2 separate regions of the Homo sapiens genome follow, and region 1 is linked to region 2. A link is a contact called in ENCODE Hi-C data. All regions are on one chromosome and are shown on one strand. Each heading gives the region's core, a stretch centred on a gene start or an enhancer-like site at or near the end of the contact. The rest is flanking DNA. Distances are from core to core; before and after follow the strand shown. Region 1 has its middle 25 kb from the start of XRCC2. Region 2 has its middle 23 kb from the start of GALNTL5.

What was found. Hi-C counts contacts between places; a loop is a spot of excess contacts on that map. Pooled maps may share reads with other maps.
Region 1: a loop to region 2 is called in a map with no recorded cell type, with 4 times the contacts of the local background. The contact joins two enhancer-like sites. A Hi-C loop is called at or near these places in 1 of 168 maps with a recorded cell type or tissue (naive thymus-derived CD4-positive, alpha-beta T cell), 2 of 37 single-sample maps with no recorded cell type and 8 of 50 pooled maps.

The regions. Positions count from the first base shown.
Region 1 is chr7:152,698,369-152,704,659 of GRCh38, forward strand. No RefSeq gene overlaps it. Among named protein-coding and RNA genes, the nearest start is that of XRCC2, 25 kb to the left of the region's middle. Within about 2 kb of position 1,328, at least 2 of the 41 ENCODE cell types and tissues checked have a DNase peak (open chromatin) inside an H3K27ac peak, as active enhancers do.
Region 2 is chr7:151,929,967-151,936,581 of GRCh38, forward strand. No RefSeq gene overlaps it. Among named protein-coding and RNA genes, the nearest start is that of GALNTL5, 23 kb to the right of the region's middle. RefSeq lists enhancers at 3,338-3,437, 3,458-3,507. Within about 2 kb of position 2,610, at least 11 of the 41 ENCODE cell types and tissues checked have a DNase peak (open chromatin) inside an H3K27ac peak, as active enhancers do.

The DNA.
Region 1 (6,291 bases), core at 78-2,577, 770 kb after region 2:
TCTCGTGCCTCAGTCCCCCGAGTAGCTGGGACTACAGGTGTCCTGACCTCAAGTGATCCACCGGTCTCAGCTTCCCAAAGTGCTGCGATTACAGGCGCCTGGCCTTCCTATTTACTTTTCATTGTGTGCAAGACATTCTGTAAAAATGTAAAAATAAAAAATAAATAGGCTCATGAGGAGTCAAATAAGTAGAAGTAATAATTGCCTTAATTATTGAAGAAATAATTTGAGTCTACTCTGATGTTACCTTTTGCTAGGGAAGATCTACATATGCTTTTGTCAGGAGCCTGGGGACACTGGTAATTCCAGTGTTAATCTAATATAGGCCTTGAGATGGTTGGAAGCTGGGCTTTAGTTCACCCTTATTCCTAGGGTCTAGCCCTTGAGTTTCCCAACCCAAAGCATGATTTTTTTCCCCCAAGATTTCCTCTCATTTGTAGGTCCTCCTCACCAGGCTGTTGAAACATCTGCTCAGCTTCTCAATCTTTCGAGACCTCATTAAACGCCCTGGGAGAACAGTAGCCCTAAAGCTGGGCTCATCTTCTTGGATTTACTTCTGTGGATCTCAGTCCTGTAACTCTTTAATTCTTTATTGTGTTGTGAGCTCCCCCAATGCCTTAAAGCAAATTATTCTTAGATTTTCTGCTGCCTTGCAGTTGTTTTCAGTGGAAGGGTGGTTCCTCATTATCTAGTCTGCCATTTTCAGAGATATCAAGCTCAATCCTTATGAAAATTTTATTCTTACCAAACAAGCTAATAGTAAATAAACAAAATACAGGGTTGCCTTTTTTTTTTTAATGTCACTTTCTGTTTCTTTAGTCATTGGTGAAGATGCTATTAAAGTACTTTCTAAATAACTGAGAAGCAAGGCAGATGGCCAAGCAAGATAAAGGAAAAGATCAGGTTAATTCACAAACTGTGTATTCAGCCTGAACAATGGAGATAAAAGAGATATTCCCCAAATTAGACTGAGCAGACATCCTCCTTTTTAAAGGGCAATCCCATTTTCAGTATTTATGTCTTATTTGTTCCCTGAGGCAAATGTCTCTTTATGCAAAGCATAAAGTAATCAGGTATTTCATCAGGTAGGAAAGAACTTGTTTTTTACTCCCTCTGTGACCTGGAGTTGTGCACAGCATATGTCACATCAGGGGTGTCAGCAGCACCAAGTTGAAGATTCAAGCAAGACAGGTGACCTTATAAAAAGGACTGTGAAGAGTTAGGCATCAAAACAAAACACAGCATTCTAAGCCTGGGCCACAGTAACTCAGCCAAAGTGGGCATGAGCTAAGGAGGCAAGATGGCATTGGCCATCACCAGAGGTCAGCAGACCTGGACAGGGCCACAGCAGCTGGAAGGAGCTTGGTGAGACACTGTAGCTGGGGCAGTCTGCTTTCATCTCCTTGTCCAGTGCCAGCCTCTTTCTCAATGGGACCAGCCCAAAGGAATGCAAGGGAAGGGGATTTCACACTGGCTTCTGTGGGCAAAGAGGGAAGTGGAGTTTTTTTTTTTTTCTTTTTTTTTGAGACAGAGTCTTGCTCTGTCGCCCAGGCTGGAGTGCAGTGGTGCAATCTCGGCTCACTGCAGCCTCGGGAAGTGGAATTTGATACCTCTCCTAACAGGTAATTGCAGCCTCCAGAAGCCAAAGCCAGGGTGGCATTTCCCCAGAGTGGATCCTATGTCTCTCCCTGGCTTGACAACTGCTTCAGGACAGGGATAATGTTTGTTGGTAAGATCTGCTATGGTGCTGATTTGAAACTGAAAAAGGGATTAAATGCACAAGCAGAAAAGCATAAGGAAAAAACCAACACAGGGTCGCGCCTTCTCTCCTGCCTCGGTCCAACAAGCACTGCTCATCCAGCATTGCTGTGCTCCTGAGAGGAGAAGGCCCTTTTCTCCCCTCCTCTGGAAGGAAACGGGGCAGAACAAGACAACCTCACTTCCCTTGCCTCTCTCGCCTCTTCTGCCTCTACCTAATAACCTACGAATAGCATCTCTAAATTAATAGGGAACTTAGTGATACCATCAGGACCCCATCCTTACTCAAAGTAGGAATTCCTTTTAAAAATTTGCGTCTCCTGGGCCGGGCGCGGTGGCTCACGCCTGTAATCCCAGCACTTTGGGAGTCCGAGGTGGGCGGATCACGAGGTCAGGAGATCGAGACCATCCTGGCTAACACGGTGAAACCCCGTCTCTACTAAAAATACAAAAAAAAATTAGCCGGGCATGGTGGTGGGCGCCTGTAGTCCCAGCTACTCGGGAGGCTGAGGCAACAGAATGGCGTGAACCTGGGAGGCAGAGCTTGCAGTGAGCCGAGATCATGCCACTGCACTCCAGCCTGGGCGACAGGGCAAGACTCCCTCTCAAAAAAAAAAAAAAAAGAAAAATTTGGGCCTCCTGGTTGACAAGACCCTGTTTAAGTGCTGTCAAAGTCAGAAAAACTGTTAGGACATTCCTTTATTTTTGTTTTATTGTATATTAAAATACACGCAGAGCCTGGCATGGTGGCTCACGCCTGTAATTCCAGCACTTTGGGGGGCTGAGGCAGGCGGATCAATTGAGGTCAGGAGTTCGAGACCAGCCTGGCCAACATGGTGAAACCCCTTCTCTACTAAAAATACAAAAAAATTAGCTGGGCCTGGTGGCACGTGCCTGTAATCTCAACTACTCAGGAAGCTGAGGCAGGAGGATCACTTGAACCCGGGAGGCAGAGGTTGCAGTGAGTCGAGATCGCGCCACCACACTTCAGTCTGGTAGACAGAGCAAGACCCTGTCTCAAAATAAATAAATAAATAAGGCCGGGCGTGGTGGCTCACGCCTGTAATCCCAGCACTTTGAGAGGCCGAGGCGGGTGGATCATCTGAGGTCAAGAGTTCCAGACCAGCCTGGCCAACATGGGGAAACCCAGTCTCTACTACAATACAAAAAAATTAGCCGGGTGTGGCCAGGCGCGGTGGCTCATGCCTGTAATCCCATCACTCTGGGAGGCAGAGGCGGGCAGATCACGAGGTTAGGAGTTCGAGACCAGCCTGGCCAATATGATGAAACCCCGTCTCTACTAAAAATACAAAAATTAGCCAGGCCTAGTGGTGCGTGCCTGTAGTCCCAGCTACTCAGGAAGCTGAGGCAGAAGAATCGCTTGAACCTGGGAGGTGGAGGTTGCAGTAAGCCAAGATCACATCACTGCACTCCAGACTGGGCAACAGAGTGGGACTCTGTCTCAAAAAAAAGAAAAAGAAAAAAGAAAAAATATATATACGTAAAATAAAATAAAATAAAATAAAATAAAATACATGCAGAACAAAAGAGTGTGCTGGGCGGGCCATTCCCCACCCTTCTTCAGTCTCCCTGTGGCAACCATTGTCAGGTTCTGTGTGTGTGTGTGTGTGTGTGTGTGTGTGTGTGTGTGTGTTTGAGATGGAGTCTCGCTCTGTCGCCCAGGCTGGAGTGCAGTGGCGCCATCTCGGCTCACTGCAAGCTCCACCTCCTGGGTTCACGCCATTCTCCTACCTCAGCCTCCCGAGTAGCTGGGACTACAGGCGCCCGCCACCATGCCCAGCTAATTTTTTGTATTTTTTTAGTAGAGACAGAGTTTCACCATGTTAGCCAGGATGGTCTCAATCTCCCGACCTCGAGATCCGCCTGCCTCGGCCTCCCAAAGTGCTGGGATTACAGGCGTGAGCCCCTGCGCCCAGCCTCCATGTGTTTTTAATAGGAGGGTTTTGTACACGTGGAATATGATAAAACACACTTCCTTCAACCAGCACCACACATATATTTTTATACAAAATGACAATAGGCTGGGCATGGTGGCTAACACAGTACATCAGGAGGCCAAGGAGGGAGGACACTTGAGGCCAGGAGATCATACCAGCCTGGGCAACATTGCAAGACCTCATCTCTACAAAAAATAAAATAAATTAGCCAGGCATGGTGTCACGCATCTGTAGTCCCAGCTACCCAGGAGACTGAGGATGGCTTCAGCCCAGGAGTTCAAGGCTGCCGTGAGCTATGATCACACCACTGCCCTCCAGCCTGGGTGACAGTTCGAGATCCTGTCCCAAACAACAGCAACAATAAAAATGACAACATAATTGTGGATCAAATTCCATTTTTTTTTCTTTTGAGATAAGGTCTCACTCTGTCACCCAGGCTGGAGTGCAGTGGTCTCAGCTCACTGCAGCCTCAAGCTCCCCAGCCTCAGGTGATCCTCCCATCTCAGCTTCCTGAGTAGCTGGGACTGCAGGTGTGTGCCACCATGCCCAGCTAATTTTTGCATTTTTTTATAGAGAGAGGGTTTCATCATGTTGCCCAGGCTAGTATTAAATTTCATTTTGAGCACTCAAATTGACAGAAAGTTGTACCTAAAATTGAACTGGCCAGGCACAGTGGCTCACGTCTGTAATTCCAGCACTTTGGGAGGCCGAGGCGGGCGGATCACGGGGTCAGGAGATCGAGACCATCCTGGCAAACACAGTGAAACCCCATCTCTACTAAAAATACAAAAAAATTAGCTGGGCGTGGTGGCGGGTGCCTGTAGTCCCCGCTACTTGGGAGGCTGAGGCAGGAGAATGGCGTGAACCTGGGAGCCGAGATCATGCCACTGCACTCCAGCCTGGGCAACAGAGCGAGACTCCGTCTCAAAAATAAATAAATTAATTAAATTAAATTAAATTGAACTAAAATCTTGGTGGATTTCAAGTGGTTAGTCTTTGTTTTGGCTTCCAGAACATCATAGAATGAGTGGAGCTCTTCTATGCAGCGACGGCTCTGCAAAATTTTCCAGACAGCGATTGCTTTTCTCCTCTAACGTCTACCTCTCTCTCCCATCCCTGTACCACATGATTCATTGCCAGCCAAAATATTTCCAGTTTTTTTTTTAACAATTCCTCCTGTGGCATTGTGGAATTGAAATAATTATATGTATTTCTTGCCAAAGAAAAACATTCAGAATAGGAAGTTTGCTTTGAGTTAGATAAAACAAGTTAATTACTTTTGGTGAAAGGTTTGTTTGTTTGTTTTTGCTATTATAGCATCATTATGCTATTATATAGCATATATTATGCCATAACACTAGGTTATAGAGTGAAGACTTTCCATATCTGAATTATCTGTATTTTGCCTGTGTAAATAAGATAATCAGATACTCATGTGATTTTTTTTTTCCAGCTGGAAAAGTAGACTTTAAAAATCAAGATAACTTTTTTTTTTTGACAGTTTCAAATTTTGCTCTTTTGCCCAGGTTGGAGTGAAGTGGCGTGATCTTGGCTCACTGAAACATCTGCCCCCCGGGTTCAAGCGATTCTCCTACCTCAGCCTCCCAAATAGCTGGGATTACAGGCGCCACCACCACACCTGGCTAATTTTTTGTATTTTTGGTAGAGATGGGGTTTCACCATGTTGGCCAGGCTGATCTCGAACTCTTGACCTCAGGTGATCCACTCGCCTCAGCCTCCCAAAGTGCTAGGATTACAAGCACAAGCCACTGCACCTGGCCAACTTAAAAAATATATAGAGTACACCTAAATTGAAAAAAGTTTCAATACATTTTATGGTATGGCATGTTTATAGATAGTATCAAATTTACTAATTGAAAAGAAAATACATGGACTAAATGAAAAGAAAATATAAATCCCCAGCTATATAAACTCTCCATTAACCTGAAACTGGCTAACTATAATAATCAATAAATTTGCTGGGTGCAGTGGCTCATGCCTGTAATCCCAGCACTTTGGGAGACCGAGGTGGGTGGATCACTTGAGATCGGGAGTTCAAGACCAGCCTGGCCAACATGGTGAAATCCCGTCTCTACTAAATATACAAAAATTAGCCAGGCATGGTGGCGGGTGCCTGTCATCCCAGATACTCAGGAGACTGAGTCAGGAGAATCGCTTGAACCTGGGAGATGGAGGTTGTAGCGAGCCGAGATCGTGCCACTGCACTCCAGCCTGAGCAACAGAGCAAGTCTCCATCTCAAAATAATAATAATAATCAATAAATTAGGCTTTCTTCCTCAGAGTTATGCAAGTGTAGCTACTTCAAGATTTGTATTTATCAAAGAATTTGTGCTTTGACATAAAGATCAAGACACAAAATTGCAGGAGATATTTCAGGACAGGTGGAATTTCCTAACTTCTTAAAATGCATGAGCAAGGGTGTTACATATGGTGAACCCCAGTTTCTCTTCAAAGAACCAGTATGTCAGTATGTTCAGCTCTCTTATTCTTTGATTCTCCATTTTAAAGTTTAACTTCCTGGTTCTCTTAGCCCCCTTCCTTCTAGTTTCAGTAA
Region 2 (6,615 bases), core at 1,360-3,859:
CGTGAGCCACCGCACCTGACCTCAGCAACATGTTTTTAGGAGCAGGCTGTCAGCCCCGTGGGCTCCCGAGGTGGTGGGGTCACGGGTGCCTCCTGGAGGAGCCACAGACACCAGCCCAGGTAATGGGGGACTGCAGGGAACACCCAGCAGGACACAGAGGACGTCCAACTGTGGACACTGGGGCGGCATTTCCAAGAAGAGGCCTCTGAACTAAATCTGGGATAGGAGGACAAGAGGCCCTGCAGGCAGAAAGGCACCCAGCCGGGCACACGAGCCACCACAATGCGGGACAAGGGAGCAGGTGGTGAGGCGGGCACGGGGGAAGTGCAGTCGGTGAACCAGCAGCCGGCCAAGGGTGGCAACAGAGGTCTTCAGGCAGGCAAATGAGTCTCTACTTCGACGATGACACCATAACCCTGGCAACAAAAGTGGAGGAGGACAGAAACAGGGAGAAGCCAGTTTGGCAGCTGCTGGAATAGGTGGACGTGGAAGCAACGCAGGCCGGACCAGGGCAGCTCCATATTTCTGAGGTCACACCTAGGGCTCCATGACTCAGTGGGTTGGGAGGAAAAGATGGAAAAAGATAAGAATGATGCAAGGTTTTACCTTTAAAGGTTTTGACCTTTAAAAACCAGGTGAGTACTGACATAATGGGGGAAGAGAGAAAAGGGGGAAGTTTCTGAGTAGGAAGAGAAAAGGAAGAAAGTTCAGTTTGTACCTGTGAAGTTCAAGACGACTGATAGCAAGACTAGATGGAGTGGAATAGGTGGGTAAGGAGGTGAGAGAGGGATGTAGGCTTGAATCATTGGCATGAGCATGAGAAGCGATGCCATGGGAATGAGGGCAATTATCAAGGGAAACGTAGAACAAAGATGGCAAGTGCGTAGAGCACATGGCCCCACTCCTGCTCTCCGTTGCCCATGTCAGGCATTATCAATCAATCACAGCACTCTTCACGCACAGCCAAGGGCTGCAGACATCACTGGAAAAGGATTCCTGGAAGCAGGAATGGTCTGCAGCGTCAGATGCCGCGGTTAGCTCAAACAGGATGACGTCTGAAACAGGCTGGGGGATCAACATCTGGGAAGGCATTGATCTTTTCTTACCTCTCTCAAAGAAACTATTTTTTATTGTTGTTTTAATATTATGTTTATATTTTCTTTTATGAAAGTAACCTTCCAAAATTTGAAAATACTGAATCACACAAAGAAATGGTGAAATTATAGGTGATAATTTCCAGTCTTTTTGTGTGTGTGTCTCTACAGCTATACATAGTTGCAATCATACTGTATACACAATTTTTGTGTATTTCCTGATTTTTCACTGGATATTATAGCATTTCCAATTATTTATTTACCTTTTCTCTTCACTGTTAAGCATATGGGAAGTTTCCAAATTTTGTTGTTAAAATAATGTTTGTAATAAACTATTTTAAAACATAGTTTCCTTTGATTTTTAATATTTACTTAGAATAAATTTCTAGAAGTGTCCGAAATAAACATTTTAAGACTCTTGATATAACAAAATGCATTTCAGAAATGTTGTGCTGATTGGCACTCCCACCAGCAGAGAATAAAAGTATTTAAATGACTGCATGATTTTTAACTATCTTGTTTTTTTTCTTAAAGTGATGCAAATCCCTTTTGGAAACCAGAGTATAGTATAATAAACATACACACACCTAACATATATTTATATGTGTGTTATTTGCATACAATGTATATTTGTATAACTGTATATTTGTATACACATATATACAAAGAAATATCTTTCTCCAAATAATGTTAGTGATGGGGCACCAATATGAACGCAAAAGCCTTTCATCATCTCTTCTACAGGACAGCCATCATGAAACTAATTCCTTTCTCCCTTGTTTAGGGGAAAGGAAAAACAAACTAACATTTATGGAGCAAATTCTTTTTGTTGTTGTTGTTGTTTTGAGACAGAGTCTCACCCTGTCGCCCAGGCTGGAGTGCAGTGGCGCGATCTCAGCTCACTGCAAGCTCCGCCTCCCGGGTTCACGCCATTCTCCTGCCTCAGCCTCCCGAGTAGCTGGGACTACAGGCGCCCGCCACCAAGCCCGGCTAATTTTTTGTATTTTTTTTAGTAGAGACGGGGTTTCACTGTGTTAGCCAGGACGGTCTCGATCTCCTGACCTCGTGATCCGCCTGCCTCTGCCTCCCAAAGTGCTGGGATTACAGGTGTGAGCGGAGCAAATTCTTGACCTGGTATACCGTCAGTTCTTAAAAATGAATCAAGAAATGTGCCACTCTACTAGTGTCCATTTCACTCTTAGAGCAACTTGCACATGATGTAAGTAATATTTTCCTAGTTTTACAAAGAAAGGAAATAGACTTAACAAGGCTAATTCGCTTCCCCAAGGGCATGCAATTAGTAGGTGGTGAAATCAGAATTTACACTCACTCCCGTCTTCATTGAAACGTAGTGCTTAATTTCCTGTGAGCTGCACTGGAGAGAGCTCTATCCTTGAAAGGCAAGATTTTCTTGGTTCTTTCAAAGATGACATCAGAGGGGTGGTGCCTGCTGTTTTCTAAGACTCACTTCTGGTTTCTGGTTGATTAGTTCTTTAGGAGAAGGCTCCCAACCCTCAATAGGAAGCCCAGTCTCCAAAGGTGGCCAGAACACGGTCCCCTCTCTGTGGGCATTAGCCTGGATAAAAGCCAGCTCTGAGGTCATATTTATTATATGATTGTGTAATAAAAGCTCTTTACTGGTGAATTGGCCGCTGGCAGCATTTTCCTGAGAATTCGAGGGAATCAAGTGTACAGAATAACAAGAAAAACAGCGCCTTAGGAAGCGTCCCAAAGGAATGGAGGGAGCACCCGCCATAGGTGCCAGGGACACCCGTGGGTCGCGCCTGTTTGCCTGCACTCTCAACTCCCTTCCTCTAGCTGCTGGGTGTTACTTACTCTGCCAACAATTTGTTACATTGTGTTTTTTAAAACACTGTTCAGGCCGGGTGCGGTGGCTCACGCCTGTAATCCCAGCACTTTGGGAGGCAGAGACGGGCGGATCACAAGGTCAAGAGATCGAGACCATCCTGGCTAACATGGTGAAACCCCGTCTCTACTAAAAATATAAAAATTAGCCGGGCGTGGTGGCGGGCGCCTGTAATCCCAGCTACTCGGGAGGCTGAGGCAGGAGAATGGCGTGAACCCGGGAGGCGGAGGTTCCACTGAGCCAAGATCGCGCCACTGCACTCCAGCCTGGCGACAGAGCGAGACTCCGTCTCAAACAAAACAAAACAAGAAAACACAACACGGTTCAGATTGTCACTGCGCCCTGTGATGTGTCCTCTTTGCCGTAAGGAGTTGTTGTGTAGGTTTGGGAACAAGGGGTAGGGGCATCGCCTCTCCTGCCAGAGGGCGGTAGGACTGTCCGATGACACCTGGTTTCCATAGCACTCCCGACAAGCCCTAGGAGGCTGTTCTCCTTACACATAATTATTCTAGATCTCCCTCTTGTGGACCATCTATGAAATAAAAGACACCAGTCTTTTTTTTTTTTTTTAACAGAGGCTTGCTCTGTTGCCCAGGCTGGAGTGCAGTGGTGTGATCTCGGCTCACTGCAGCCTCCGCTTCCTGGGTTCAAGTGATTCTCCGGCCTCAGCCTCCTGAGTAGCTGGGATTACAGGCGCCCACTACCACACCCAGCTGATTTTTGTATTTTTAGTAGAGACAGGGTTTCACCATGTTGGTCAGGCTGGTCTCAAACTCCTGACTCCACCTGCCTCGGCCTCCCAAAGTGCTGGGATTACAGGTGTGAACCACGGCCCCCCCGCCCCCCCGCCAAAACCAATCATATTTAATAGATACAATGAAGAATGTTATAGGTTATAAGGAATTAATTTCTGTGAGTACTATTTCAACATGTAAGACCATTAGTTTTTTTGTTATGAAATATTACAGACTTTTTAAATGTATATAGAGAATAATATAAAAATACCCATGCACCCACAAACCAGCTTTATCAGATCTTAACATTTTGCCCCACATTTACTTCAGATCCTTTAAAAAGGTAAAATAGATACAGTTGAGGGTCCCTAAATATATCCTCTCCCTAAAGTAATCATGGTTCTGAATTTATCTGTATTACTCCCATACATATGTTTATACTTCTCTACATGTATGTGTGCCAATACAATGCACACTGCTGTTTTATATGTTTGAAATTTTATAAGAAGTTACTGTCACACTGCATGTATTATTCTGCAATCTGTTTTTCTCCCACAATATTATACTTTTGAAGTTTTTCCTTGTGTTTCTGTTTCATTCATTTTCCTCTTCTGTATGCTATTGGTTGTATAAATATCACAACATATTTACCAGTTCTCTTATTCTGGGACATTTAGGTTATTTCCATTTTTCCTCATAACAAACAATGCTGTGGTGAACACACTTGGCCTTGCCTCCTTGTCTGTATATGGGAACTTTTCTAGAATATCCTAAAAGGGGAGTGCTGGCTCATTATACTGGGCTTCTTCAGCTTTACTGCTCATAGAGGATGGTACTACGTTACCTTCCGACCGTCAGCAGAGCTCTTTCCTTTCCTGTCATCTGTCCTCCCAGTGGGCAGCCAGGTGGAAGGAGCAGTAGCCACCATTAATCGAGCCTTCACCATGTGCCAAGCACCAGGTTACACGAATTGCCTGAATTTTCTTGTTTTAAAATGACAACAATCTTATGGGGGCAGCATTAGCAAGCCTGGTTTACAGGAAATCAGAGAAGTCCCGGACGCTGCCCAAGGCCACACAGATAATGAACTGCAGAGCGGAAGTGAAACTGATGCAGCCTCACCTGTCTGATCCCGAGCTGCTATTTGACCACTGGGCTATAAAGATGGTGAAAGACTTACCTGTAGAATTCTGGGATGGCGGAGGACACATCTTCCTAGTGAAGTCTCTAAGCCAGTTTGGTGAGAGCTGAGAACGAAGATCAGAAGAAAGAGGCTGGGTGCGGTGGCTCATGCCTGTAATCCCGGCACTTTGGGAGGCTGAGGCAGGCAGATCACCTGAGGTCAGGAGTTCGAGACCAGCCTGGCCAACATGGCAAAACTCTGTCTCTACTAAAAATACAAAAATTAGCTGGGCATGGTGGCACATGCCTGTAATCCCGCGACTTGGGATGCTGAGGCATGAGAATCACTTGAACCCAGGATGCAGAGGTTGCAGTGAGCGAAGATCGCACCACAGCACTCCAGCCTGGGCAACAGAGTAAAACTCCATCTCAAAATAAATAAGTAGATAAAAATAGTTCGAAGAAAGAAGGAATAAGCCATTTAAATGTTTTAATTATGAAAGTCATTATTATACGTTCAAAAGAGTATATTTAATGTTAATGTATAAATAAGGAACAATAATAAAATGAACAGATGGCAAGAAAGGAGTGAGAGAAATGGAAATTAAAGGTATCTAGATACCTAAGAAAAATAGACTTCAGTGTGAGAAAATAGCAGTGGAGGATCTGACAGCATGCATCCGTTTTCCTTGCAATTACTCAGGCTCAGCGAGTGTTTTTCGACAGTGCAGGAGTCTAAAGCTGCTTTGCCGTGTGCTCAGAACAGCTGACCTAAATCTGGCAGGACAGAGGAGTGGGGACCATCACATCAATGAGAAAAGGTGGAGTGTGCACCTGCCTGGAGACAAAGCAGAAATGGAAATAAGGGCCAGGTGGAAGACAAGAAGAGGGAAAAGGAAGTGTATTCTCCAGCTGGTCTCTCTGCTCAGCCCTGCAGGAGCTGGGAATTCCTCCTGAGCTCCCTGGGGAGCTGTCTGTTTTGCCCTGGTTTGACCAGAGCCTGACCTGAGCACTTTGCTTTTATTTCTCCCTGTTGTGTGTGTGTGTGTGTGTGTGTGTGTGTGTGTGTGTGTGTGTGTGTTTGTTTGTTTTTGAGATGGAGTCTCGCTCTGTCGCCCAGGCTGGAGTTCAGTGACATGATCTCGGCTCACTGCAACTTCTGCTTCCCGGGTTCAAGCAATTCTCGTGCCTCAGCCTCCCAAGTAGCTGGATTACAGGCATGTGCCACCACGTCCAGCTAATTTTTGTATTTTTAGTAGAGATGGGGTTTTGCCATGTTGACCAGGCTGGTCTCGAACTCCTGACCTCAAGTGATCCACCCGCCTCAGCCTCCCAAAATGCTGGGATTACAGGCATGAGCTACCGGCCCCAGCCTCTCTCCTTTTATTTTTAAGGAACTAAGTAATGCAAAACTCAACGGGCCTAGTATGCCATCTGGTAGTGAACGTCTAGTTGAATTAAAGATGAAAAGTGCTAGGGTGTTTGTATTGTTTCGACTAAGACACAGAGGTATAAGTTGTATTTTAGAGTTGTTCATGTTTACTTTACTTGAAAACGAAATGACTTCCAAAATAGAGGAGTCAAAACAAACCAGAAGTGAAAGTTAGCAAGTATTACAGGAAGTGGAAAGGAAACGAATGTGTTGCTATGGAAGTGAAACTGCTTTTTAAACAGCGCATCAAGAGCAGAGTGGGTAAAGCAGGTAGTTTTCTTGGCATGAGTAAAGGATATAGGTCATCTTATGTGCTTTTATACAATAAAAGTATAACTGATACCTTGATCTTAACTTTGTTAAACT